Regions from separate parts of the Homo sapiens genome. Here region 2 is linked to region 1. A link is a contact called in ENCODE Hi-C or POLR2A ChIA-PET data. All regions are on one chromosome and are shown on one strand. Each heading gives the region's core, a stretch centred on a gene start or an enhancer-like site at or near the end of the contact. The rest is flanking DNA. Distances are from core to core; before and after follow the strand shown. Region 1 has its middle 140 kb from the start of LINC01811. Region 2 overlaps LINC01811 (long intergenic non-protein coding RNA 1811).

Region 1 (6,202 bases), core at 1,549-4,048:
GATGGCCTAATTTGTGGAGGTGTACATTATGAAATGCCAGATTTTCATAATGGAAACATAAGAATATTAGAAAAAAATCAAGCTTTCCATGTATAATTCTCTTAATAAAATCTCTTGATTGTTTATTAAGGGATGTGGGTTGCTATGGTGACATAAAGGAGCAGAATTTGAAGAGGATTGAAATAGACATTCTAATAGGGACAGGCGTAGATTATATACACTTAGAGAAAACATAGATTTTTAGAAACAGGCTTGAGATATTGTGTAGAGTGTTCTGTGGTATCAAGAAAACTTCCTGAGTTTCTGTGTCAGACCATCCTATTTTTTATAGGTTGCCCATTTAATCCCTTATTACAATTTATTTCTCGGCTATAGTTGAGTTTGTTTATGTGTTCATTCATTCATTCATCAACAAATGGATTTTAATAGCACATATCTGCCCATTCTGAGGGGCATTCAAATATGTAAACATTTGGTCTCTTAGAGTGATTTCAGGAGAGCAGCAGCACATCCCTGTCACTGGCTGACTTTCCTCACTGAATTAGTCTGCCTTCAATCACTGTATTCAGTGACTTCAATACTGGGGAAATTTAATATAAAGAATTATTAAGCTATGATAAGATAGTGTATCCAAAGATGGAAAAAGAACACCAAAACATACCCAGGGAAAGACAAGTGTGAAGGTTAGTATTCAGATCTCATAGAAGAAGATCTTCAATTGCAGGGTCCTGGATAATGACGTTTGCTTGGTTGCAGTGGCCAGAGCTAGTCTACATAACTGGGCAAACAGCAACAACCTTAGGCGGCACAGGTAAGCTGAGGTTGGGAGGTGTGCAGCAGGGCTTCGTGGGGATGCCACTACAGGAACAAGGCCCAGACTATGCAGTGACTGACTGGAGGGCTGCAGCAAAGTGGTTACTGAGCCTGGGCCAAGGCTGCAAGATTTCTGGAGAAGCCTGCTTTGGGTGCGCAGCTGGGGCAGAGCACCCCCGGACAATGTCCCCATCCACATGTTCTGCTGACAGAACATGCAGCTGAAGCTAGAAAAAGCAAAACAGCAAGCGGAATCAAAAAGAGAAGCCCCTTCCTTCTGCAATGTCCTGCCATCGCCCTCTACTGACAAACCTTGACATTGTGCTTACCATAAAGGAGAAATGCTGCGAGTCCAGTTCATTATGGCAGAGCAGGCATTGAAGGGTGAGTTTGGAGCTTCAAAGCAATACATCAATAAGTGGCCAACTGTCTTGGTTGTGGTTTATCTTGTGAAATTATTGTAACATATTTGAATTCCATTCCCGTCCCCAAAGAGGCTTCATTGACTGGGAAGCTAGGAGGTGGTTCAAGGGGGTTCTAAGAGCAAACTCTTTAGACAGGATGACACCCTGTGGCTCTGCCCAGGAGGAAGGCCTGGAATGCAAGCCTAGGTTGGTAGCAGTCATTTGAACTCAGTGTTTTCCTGCTGAAAGGTAGTTTATATTCATTTGGTTTACAGACTTGGAATCCCAAGGACATGGGTTTGAGTCTCAGCTTGTCCACTCACCAGCTGTGAGTTCAGATACCAGTGTGTGCCTAAGGGTACTCCAGGATCCAGCTCCAAAGTTACAGACTTCCTGGTCATATCATAGCTTTAGCCAGCCATTCCCTAAATCAGGAGTCAACACATTTTTCCTGGAAAGGGCCAGATAGTAAATATTTTAGGCTTTGCAGTCCATATGGTCTCTGTCGTGACTACCCAACCCCCCTCTTTGTAGCACAAAGGCATCCATCGACAATGAGCAAACGAATGAGTTTGGCTCTGTGTGGGGAGGTCCAGTATTGGACCTAACGGCTGGGACCAGTGTGTACCTAGGGACACCCTGGCTCTTGAGCTAGACTGGCTTCTCCCTTTTCAGAGGAAATTTTGTCTCAGGTTTCATTGACCTGCCCTGTTGTGGGCCTTGGTTGGAGTCCCTGAAGACATCCTAATAAACTGCCTTATCTTTAAATCTGGAGGAGCCAGGGTTGGGGATCTTGGCTGCTTCCTCCCTAGAATGTTCCAGGCTTCTTATTAGGTTGGTGCAACAGTTATTGCGGTTTTGCCATTGAAAGCAATGGCAAACACCGCAATTATTTGTGCATTAATCTAATATTTAAACTTGGTCTTTAGGGTACAGCTCTACAAACCCAGTAAAGTGGTAGCTTTTGCTAAGTTGCTAAAAAGCAAGGTGTTATTAGCCCCCGCAAAGGGGGCTGTGGGACAAAGAAGATCCACTTCCCTGTTTAAGCAGTAGCATGACCATACAGCCTCAACCATACCTGGCCTTATGGCTGCCATAGCTACCAAAGGTAAAAAGTTGTCACTGTAGGCAAAGGATCATCTGTTGTTGTCATCTGTGCATTTTCTTGGCCCAGAGAGGACGCCATACGTACTCCAGGAAATAAAAGGAAATTTACATTTTAAGGTATTTCACATTTTAAGGAAAGACAGGAGCCAATAAAATGAAACATTAAACGAATCACCTAGTGGGCAGAGAGGGGGTGAAGCTTCCCAGGCAGACATGTGCCAGCATGCCTCAGTTCTGGGCTGGTTTGTGAGCTTGGTAGCTGGTCACTCACCTCACCAGCTCATATGACAAGGTAGCCAAAGCATCCTTGCCTTTTCCTGTGCCTTTTTTTTTTGGTTCTATTTAAATTCTGGGGCAGAAGGGTTGATGCCAAGATATTTATGCCCTTTTGATAACTGCTGCTTAAGCTGCTTCTTGACAGACAAATTCTAATTAAACACGTATAATAAGTTGCAGAAACACAACAGCTCTCAGCGCTTTTCCTGTGGCATGTCACATCTGAAAAAGCCACATCCTGTGACTTGCAGATACATTTTTAGGAACTGCCTCTGTAAAGTTGCTTTGGCTGTTTCTCCAGAGATGTTGGTTAGGTTAACACCTCCTCCTTTTTTTTTTTTTTTTTTTTTTTTTGGGAAAAGCTATTTTTAGGCAGCAAATTAATTGTAGGGCAGTTCAGGTCAAAGAGATTTGTATTTTTATACGGTAAATTTTGTCCTTGTCTTAGGAATGTTACAACAGCCAATTAAGTGGCTGAGTTGGGATTTGAACCCTGGTCTTTCTGGCACCATACACTACAGGAAATAAAGGAAAATGGAAAGCAACAAAAACAACAACGTAATCTGGTGCTTCGTTTTGGATATAAGATGTAACTTGGATTTGAGGAATGGAGGGTAATTACAGTGGTCATATCCAGTAAACTATCAGAAATGTGGGCCTGGAACTTGGGTGGCAAGTGTAGAGCAGAGATTTCATTGTGAAAGTCTTCAGTTTTGGGCTTCATTCATTCATCCAATACCCTTTGTTTAACCTAATTAAATGACATTTTTACAGGTTGTAGTGGAAGAAGCATTAAAGTGGAATCCCTCACTCCCTCCTTCCCCTTCCTCCCTTCCTCTCTTCCTCCCTTCCTCCTTTCCTCCCTTCCCTTCCCTTCCCTTCCTTTCCCTTCCCTTCCCTTCCCTTCCCTTCCCTTCCCTTCCCTTCCCTTCCCTTCCCTTCCCTTCCCTTCCCTTCCCTTCCTTCCTTTCCTTCCTTCCATTTTCTTACCCAGGCTGGAGTGCAGTGGCATGAATGATCACAGCTGATTTCATCCTTGAACTCCTGGGCTCAAGCAATCCTCCTGCCTTAGACTCCCAAGTAGCTGGGACTACAGGTACACACCACCATGCCTGGCTAAGCTAAGCTTTCTATACTGAGTTTTGCCTTTACACTTGCTGTGTGCCTTTGGGCAAGTCATTTAACGTGTCTGACTCTGGAAAGACTGTGAATTTGGAGGGAGTGGTAGGCATTTAGGCTAACCTGTGCTTGTTCACATGGTGGGCATGGGTTTCCAAGAGAGCATGTGGAAGCAGCTCAGATCTCTTGAGGCTCAGTCTCAATGCCTCTTCTGTCATATTCCATTGATCAAAGCAAGTCACAAGGACAACCGAATGGGAGGAGCTGCAAAATAACATTGTGAAGGAAGGAGAGAGGAGAATTACTGCAAGCCATCTACACTGAGCTAATTTTCATCCTGGGATCCTCAAGGAAAACAAGTGGTTAATATAATGTGGTGTTTTGGGCATGTGATGTTCTGTGTGTGACATTAGCTAGGAGGATGGGCAGGCCAAGAAAGTAGAGAAAACCGTGGACAAGGAATCAAAACTTACCAGTTGCTTGGCCTTAGACAAAACACTTGGACTGTTAGAAGCTCAATTTTTTTGTCCTAAGGTTCCAAAAACCTTTATTAACCCTGTTCTATTCTAGGCACTAGAGCCATAGATAGAAAAAAATGAATGATTCTTGTGAGTTTTTCTGTGTGTCTATCAGTGATTTTGGGAGTGACAGTTGTTAATTCCAGCCAGTTTTGGCAATAAAGGGTTATCTTGTTTAAAAGACACTGGTACCTTGCTTGCTGTTCAGGTCAGCTTTGAGCCTGGCTTACTGGACCACTGTTTTGTTGAGGGAGCTCTGAGTAATGGCAGACCAACATTTCTGTCTTACACTCTGAGGCAGGCATTTCCCCATGGGAAATCTTCTCTTGTTACCTTAACTTTTGAATTGCTCGACCCCTTTGGGGGTTGGTAAAGTCTTCAAGTGCATCTATATTCTGCTCACTTGTCCTGGTTGATTTTCAACTTTGTTTTCCAGCTGTGAAAAACATATGTACGTATGGCAGTAATTGGGAATTTAATAATTTTTGATGTTTCTTGTGGTGTTTGGGAAATCCACTGAGAAGGATATATATTTTTTCAGTGTTTCCCCTTTCTGTGCTAAAACTCTGCTAAAACTATTCATGAATTTTATTTTCTCCCTCTCCCCTCCCCTCCTCTCCCCTCCCCTCCTTTTCTTTCCTTTCCTTTCCTTCCTAGCACAAGGCAGGCTAACTTTGAAGTTAGGTTTCCTTTTTGGAGGGTACGTGTATTGGTTCCTTATTTTCTCCTTTTGTTTTCATTTTTATAGTGTTCTTTATTAGTTTTTCCAAGTCATTTTAGAAATAAAAAAAGAAACGTAGAACCACCACCGTAACAACAAAACACCACAGTCAGAGATTCAAACGATCTGAGAATTTTCCTCTTCTCTTTTCTCTTCTCCCTTGGGAACCTATGCACCTCCACAGATTCATGTACTATTCATGAACAGGTGATTCACACATCAGCATATCCACATATCCAACACTAACATGGACTCCAGTCCCAGAGTTTCCCTCTTGTCTTTATGCATCAATATGATCCAAACCAAGGCTGTCATCTTTGTTCTGAAATCACCTTCTCCTCCTGGAAGTCATTGTTTCTGTTATTTCTTCCTCAAGTGGTCATTTTCAATGTTTCTTCCCTCAGTTCACCTCAGTAGCATTTCCACCATTCTTTTCCCACTGTCTAAACCCTCATCCATGGCTGTTTATTTCAGCATTTTAACTTTTCTCCACTCTTTCACCAGCACCACACACTCACATTGTTGAAGATAGTCATTGGTGAACCTGACTTTATCATTTTGTATTTTTTATGGTGACTAGCACAGTGCCCATATTAAATGGACCTTCAATACACATATATTGAGTTAAAATGAATTAATCTTTTAATTACATGCAAAATCAAATAATATTGTCACAAATTTGGAAAATAGAAGAAAGAAACAGAAAACACTCATAAATCTATCATCCCAGCACACTGTTCCAATGACTGATATATTCTTTCAGTTTCCTCCACCCCCATCTTTATATGTGGTTTTCAAAGTTGTCATTGTTACTCCAGTGGTCCACATACAGCACACAGAGAGTTTCTCAGCCCTGATACTAAAGTCTACACAATAGCAATTAATGTGGCTCATCAAATATTTCCAGCTGTCTGCCTTCTTGGCACATGGCAGGATTGTACTTCCATCCTTGTGGTTAAGCAAGGTTATGTGATCAGTTTTGGCCAATAAATTAATTGCTGGTATGAGATTGCTCCATCACCCCCTACCCAGGAACATTCTTTCAGATAGTGGCTATTCCATCAATGGTGGTCCTAGAGTGAGATAATGATCTGGAGGAACCCCCAGGAGACCCATGATGGACATGAAGTGGGAGTGAGAAATAAAGCTTTGTTATTTTAAGTCACTAAACTTTTGAGCTTATCTGTTATTGCAGCAACACCTTATCTCAATCTGACATATAGTTCACACCATCTGGGAGCTAG
Region 2 (6,404 bases), core at 3,852-6,351, 180 kb after region 1:
ATATGCGTATATGTATGTACTATATATTGCAGCATGTCAACCGCAGAACATATTTGAAACTGACTCCTTGAAAAAAATTATTAAATCACAAAAACTGAGAATCAAAATCTTGACACTTGTCATAAAGGTAAAGAGGAAAATAACGGCTAACAAAGGATACTTATAGAATATTGATGAGAACTGTCTGAACAACCTCAACTCCAGGCACAATTATAAATTAGGTAAGGATGGTTTGCCGTATCTTGGTGGAAGGCTTAAGAAGTCTGTTGTATATGTTGTATATGTAAATATGTAACCTCTATTTTCTGACATGTAGGGTTTTTTTTTTTTTTTTTTTTTTTTTTTGAGACAGAGTCTCACTCTGTCGCTCAGGCTGGAGTGCAGTGATGTGATCTTGGCTCACTGCAACCTCTGCCTCCCGGGTTCAAGTGATTCTCCTGCCTCAACCTCCTGAATAGCTGGGATTACAGGCGTGCACCACCATGCCTGGCTTGTTTTTGTATTTTTAATAGAGATGGGGTTTCACCATTTTGGTCAGGCTTGTCTTGAACTCCTGGCCTCAAGTGATCAGCCCACCCCCGCCTCCCAAAGTGCTGGGATTATAGGTGTGAGCCCCCTCACCCTGCCCCATGTAGGTAGTTTCATTTTTTAAAAAAAACATTATAGGCCGGGTGCGGTGGCTTACGCCTGTAATCCCAGCGCTTTGGGAGGCCGAGGTGGGAGGATCATGAGGTCAGGAGATCAAGACCATCCTAGCTAACATGGTGAAACCCTGTCTCTACTAAAAATACAAAAAATTAGCCAGACGTGGTGGCGGGCGCCTGTAGTCCCAACTACTTGGGAGGCTGAGGCAGGAGAATGGCGTGAACCCAGGAGGCGGAGCTTGCAGTGAGCCAAGATCGTGCCACTGGACTCCAGCCTGGGCGACAGAGTGAGACTCCATCTCAAAAAAAAAAAAAAAATACGGAAATAGCTAATGAGCACACAAAAACTGTTCAACATAAGAAGTCATTCAAGAAATGCAAATTAAAACCACAAAGAGATCCTAGATCATATTCACCAGAATGGCTAGAATTAAAAACACTTGGCTGGACGTGGTGGCTCACGCCTGTAATCTCAGCACTTTGGGAGGCTGAGGTGGGCAGATCACCTGAGGTCAGGAGTTTAAGACCAGCCTGGCCAACATGGTGAAACCTCGTCTCTACTAAAAATAACAAAAAATTAGCCAGGTGTGGTGGTGGGTGCCTGTAATCCCAGCTACTTGGGAGGCTGAGGCAGGAGAATCGCTCGAACCCAGGAGGTGGAGGTTGCAGTGAGCTGAAATCACTCTACTGTACTCCAGCCTGGTTGACAAGAGCAAGACTCTGTTAAAAAAATAAAATAAAATAAAGACGCGCAATATGGAGTGTGGTTAAAGATGCAGAAACACTGAGACTCTCATACATTGCTGCTGGGGGTATAAAACTGGTAAAACCACTTTGGAAAAGTTTTGGCAGTTCCTTGTAAAGGTAAACATTCACCTATCCCATGACCAAGTAATGCCACCCTTACATATTTACCCAAGAGAAATAAAAACATCTCTACAAAAAGATTTGTTTGAGAATGTTCATAGCAATTTGATTCATAATAGCCAAAAACTGGATACAACCTAAATGCCTATCAATAGCTGAATGGATAAATATTTCTGGTGTATTAATTCAGTGAAATAATGTTAAGCAACAAAAAGGAGAGGACTACTGAAGCATGCCACAGCCTGGGTAAATTTCACACATTATACTGAATAAAAGAGGCCAGACCTAAAACAGTACATACTGTGTGATTTCATTTATGTGACATTCTACAGCAGCAAAACTAATCTACAGTTATAAAAGGCACATGAGTGTTGCCTGGCATCAGAGTTAGGAGGATCATCTTCAAACAGAGTATAGGAACACTTTGCGGGTAATGGAATGTTCTACATCTTGATTGTGGTGTGGTTATGAGAGCAGGATGTGTTAATTTGCCAAAAGTCATCAAACTGCTTAAAATCGGTGCATTTTATTGTGTGTTAACTCTGTCTCATTAAAAATGAATATTGAACACATAAACATAAAAATAAAAAATGCTATAATGAACATCTTTATACTTAAAAAAATTTTTATTCCTTAGGATAATTCCTGAGCCTTTTGCACTTATTTTCTGAAACCACGTGAAATTGTGATAATTTGCTTGATATCAAAAAAGAATATATGAAAATAAATATCTAATTGATAGGATTTCTGGCAGGAACTGAAGTGAAAAATTTGGGCTTAGTTGGGGGAAAATATTTGGGAGTGGGGAGGGGGCTTTCATTCAGACTTTCAAATCTGGGTAAGGCCTGCTCTATTCAAAACATTAGGACTCTCTGAAACAGCTTCTTCCAGCTTACAAGGCTCAAAAGGGACTGGTTTTGTTTTATAAACTCCCAGTCCAAATCTCAGGAAGAGACTGAGCAGCATTTGGTTCCTGTGTGATTCTCAGCCTCTATTTTTACTCTTTTTCCTTCCCTCTGGTCCAGGGAGGAGAAGCCATATGTTGGTAGTAGTAGATTCTTGTGATGTCTCCCATCCTCTCAGCCTATTGGATTCAGCACACCTTGGTGAACCCCTCCATGAACTAGACAACATCACACAAGTGCAGAGAGGGGTGGCTCTCTACTGTCTCCAAAACCACCAAAGGCTACTCAGCTGCATGCAGGCAGAATGTGAAAAGTATGATGGAGTTGATTTCCCTGAGAGCAAACCTCATCTCAACCACTCAGGCCTCCCAATTCCCCAGTGGAACAGTGCTGAGATGAGTTCCATGTGGTTTTATAGCAGGCCCCTAGTACATTGAGCCCTTGTTGCCTACGGTGGTAAACAACTCAGAAATGTCCTCTATACTGGCTTTTCTTCCTTCTCTGTCTTACTTTCACTACTCCCTCAATTTCATATCCTCTCAAATAAACCACCTGCACTCAAGTCCTTGCCTCAGCTCTGCCTTTGGGGGAATCTGAACTCAGCACTCTTGCTGAAGGTGAGCTGTGCTTTAGTCCAGTCTTATTTCCACCTGTTCACCATTCAGTCCTCCACCCTGCAGGGAACACTCCTATTCATCTTTTCAGGCCCTTGGTGGAAACTTCTGTTGTTTACTTAAGTAACCAGTATGAACTCCTCTTTGTCATCCTGTTGCACTTCCCTGTATTGCTCCTCTTATCTCACTGTCTTGAGATTGTTCTCATCTCTGCATCCCCCTGGGATTTCTGAATTAGCATCAAAGGACCCTGGAATTAGCTAGCAGTACATGTAACTGCCCCTAAGCCATGAGCTCCTGTTGGTAGAAACTACAACTTGTTTTTGCATCTCAGTATTTCACAAATTATTGGCATAGAAGACCCAACGGATGATGGTTGAACAGAAGTAAAGTCACTCTGCAGGACAGAGGCACAAGCCCAGAGAAAATTTATTTCCTCCCCATCTTTTCTCCTGGAAGTCCTCCTTCTCATACTGTTCCTGCTCCCTGGCACTGAGCTGAGGTATGCAACGAAACCCATGGAACCTGTCTCTATAATGGAGAGGCATACACCCTTCAGGCCTCTGCACATAGTCAGGCTAGGTCCCTGCAGCACGTCTGGAGGATGGGGTCCCTGAGGCCTGGCTTAATTTAGCTGAGCCACTCCAGGAGGGATAATGATAGCACTGGGAGTCTACTTTTCTGCCCATTCTGTAACATCCTGCTGGCCTGCTTTCTGGGGCTCTTGACTTGGTAGCAGCCAAGAGACCTTTTCAGAGACTTGGGGCCTGATCAAGACCACTGAGCAAATCCTCCTTCCTTTTACCAGTGGAGCAAGCAGAAGAGTGAAGGGGCCTGGAAGAGCAATAGAGCGTCAAGCCACTTGGAGTTCAATTACTGGCCCTGCCATGTAATGACAGAATAAGCTTGGGGTCATCATTTAACTTCTTTAACACTCAATTTTTGTTTCACCAGTGAAAGCAGAACAAGAAAACTTATCATAGCATCATTTTGATGGTTAGATAAACTAACATATTTAGAATGTCTTCCATGGGATTTCAATCTTTTATTGACTATATATATTTTTGGCAGTCTGGTGAAGCCTATGGACCCCTAGAACAATTACTTTTAAACTTATAAAACAAAATATGTGGAATTACAAAAGCAACACTATGATACATTTATCAAAAGGTTTTGGTAAAATAAATGTGTTAGAATGTAATGTTTCTTTGTTCATGTATTAAAAAATAAGAGATCAAGCTGAGGGTCTGATAACTACTATAATTTGAGGTAAAGAAGCACATAAATGATATTTTGATTTACCTGCCAAACTGTAATACTGTACATGGAAATATTTGTCATTTCTATTGTTGACAAAATCACATTGTGGGTTTATAACCTACGTTTGTAAATGAAGAAAATGCCGAATACTTGTTAAAGAAGAGTGAAAATAAAGATGGATTTTATTCCTTCCAAGTTTATGGAACCCTGAACCTCTTGTCTAATGAAAAACACTTGATAATAGCTCATTCCCTTTCTTCTAATTTTCTCTTTCTGATGCCTTCTCTTACATAGTTCTCAAATTCAGACCCAAGGAAAGGGTCTGACATCAGGCATTTGGCCTGTGGGGTGGATAAGTGTATTTCCTTGCTTTCCTTTTCAAGAACTTTCTTCATTGTGGAAAAAATTGAAGGAATTTCAGCATAGGAACAAGGTGGACCTCCCCAGCCCCCAGGCAAAAATCATAAAGGGAGCAGATGAAATACTTTCCCAAACTTCAGGCTGGTCTCAAGGATTGGCTGTCGACTTGATTTCTAACCACTATCCTAGGTGGCTTGGCCTTTCTCCTGAGTGATCAGGGTGCAGAAGCCCAGAGAAATGGGACCCTGCTTCTTTTGGTCCTGCTTTGGTTCCTGCTCTGTTCCTGCTGTACTAGGGTAAAAGCCCATTAAGTGTATCTCTTCCCAACTCTGTTCCATGGTGTCTTATTTGTAACTTGAAACCAGCATGGTGGGAGCATTTACACCATGGAAATTAGCAATGATACACATCGAGGCTTCTCACCTCTAATTAGGGTATTAAAATCTTTCCTGCATCTCAGTGGAAAGCCAGCTGTGAGACATTTGTCAGTGCATCACTGCCTGTACTTTCTGCTTCCTGTTTGGTAATTCTGCTTTGACAAAATTGGTCATGCTTTGTTTACCACTCTCTGGTGCACATTTTTGTATCCCCAGAAAGGGACTTTCTATACTTTTAGTGTACCTTAATTTTGCACTGGAGTCAGCAGAGGACAACAATTTTTCTCTTTACCAAAATCAAAAGAAGGACCTCACTTCCCTGCTTGGTGAGTGAGAGGATTTTCCTTGTTCATGGTTTTCTGTCATTGAGGCTAAACAAGCAGGAGCCATTATAACTTGTGAGAAGAAACCACAAAAAGTACAGGCGATTTAGGATAAATGCATCTGACAGGGGTGTCAAGCAGGACTCAGCAAACTTTCTTTTAAACAGCCAGATAGTACATACTTTAGGCTTTGCAAAAAGACACAAAATGAGGATACTATTTAGGTGCTTATGTAACTGTTTAAAATGTAACCATATAAAAATATTCTTAGCTTATCAACTATGAATAAACAGGGAACTGTTTGGCATTGGTCTGTGGGTTGCAGTTTTCTGACCCCTGTTATGGAAGACTGACTTGGGGGATGAGAAGTAAGGCAAGGTGGTCAGGTAGGAGGCTGGTAGATTAAAAGGACCAGGACTAAGACTTGGCTGGTCACAGTGAGGAGGAAGGAAGGAAGAGGAAGAAGCTAGAGGGAACTTAAATATCTGATTAGATATGATGGATAAATGAAAGATGAAGCAAATGTGATCTGGAGGGCTGGCTGCAATTTGGGATTCACAAACATATTAGGATACTAAAAGCTTTGAAAAATCCTGCAGTAAGTAAAACTATCTGCTCAGTCCAGCGTTTCGCAAAGTTATTTATATATTGTGCCCTTTATTCATGGACTACCTACTAATGCCCCCAGTGAAGTAATGTATCATGGAATGTACTTTAGGTTTCATGGGCTTGCTCTATAATTGTGTAATCCATGTTGTAAAAGTGTGCATTCCTTGAAAAGAAAGTTAACAAATTTAGCATTTGTGTGTGTGTGTGTGTTTTGGGGAGGGTTATAAAATATGAAATACAACTCCTGTGGAAGGTGGTGTATTACAAATTAATGTAATCTTAATGCCTGGAAGAATTATGCAGTGATTCAACAGGCCAGATTGATTTAATAGTTTTTAAATTATAGATATAATTAATGAAAATTGAGAGTGCTAATAGTTGTTTTAAAACTATTTTGCTACAGTAAATTCACATGGCCCTTTAAAACCTTCATTTTCTTTTATAT

Evidence for each region. Hi-C counts contacts between places; a loop is a spot of excess contacts on that map. ChIA-PET counts read pairs that join two places held with the same protein, here RNA polymerase II (POLR2A). Pooled maps may share reads with other maps.
Region 2: a loop to region 1 is called in a pooled map, with 2.2 times the contacts of the local background. The contact joins two enhancer-like sites. A Hi-C loop is called at or near these places in 1 of 168 maps with a recorded cell type or tissue (esophagus muscularis mucosa) and 6 of 50 pooled maps. POLR2A ChIA-PET finds 5 or more read pairs at or near these places in 1 of 52 experiments (OCI-LY7).

Annotation. Positions count from the first base shown.
Region 1 is chr3:34,014,558-34,020,759 of GRCh38, forward strand. No RefSeq gene overlaps it. Among named protein-coding and RNA genes, the nearest start is that of LINC01811, 140 kb to the right of the region's middle. Within about 2 kb of position 2,799, at least 4 of the 41 ENCODE cell types and tissues checked have a DNase peak (open chromatin) inside an H3K27ac peak, as active enhancers do; they include OCI-LY7, where a contact is called at or near this core.
Region 2 is chr3:34,195,615-34,202,018 of GRCh38, forward strand. The region is part of intron 2 of LINC01811 (long intergenic non-protein coding RNA 1811); the gene reads left to right. Among named protein-coding and RNA genes, the nearest start is that of LINC01811, 39 kb to the left of the region's middle. RefSeq lists an enhancer at 2,873-2,982. Within about 2 kb of position 5,102, at least 3 of the 41 ENCODE cell types and tissues checked have a DNase peak (open chromatin) inside an H3K27ac peak, as active enhancers do; they include OCI-LY7, where a contact is called at or near this core.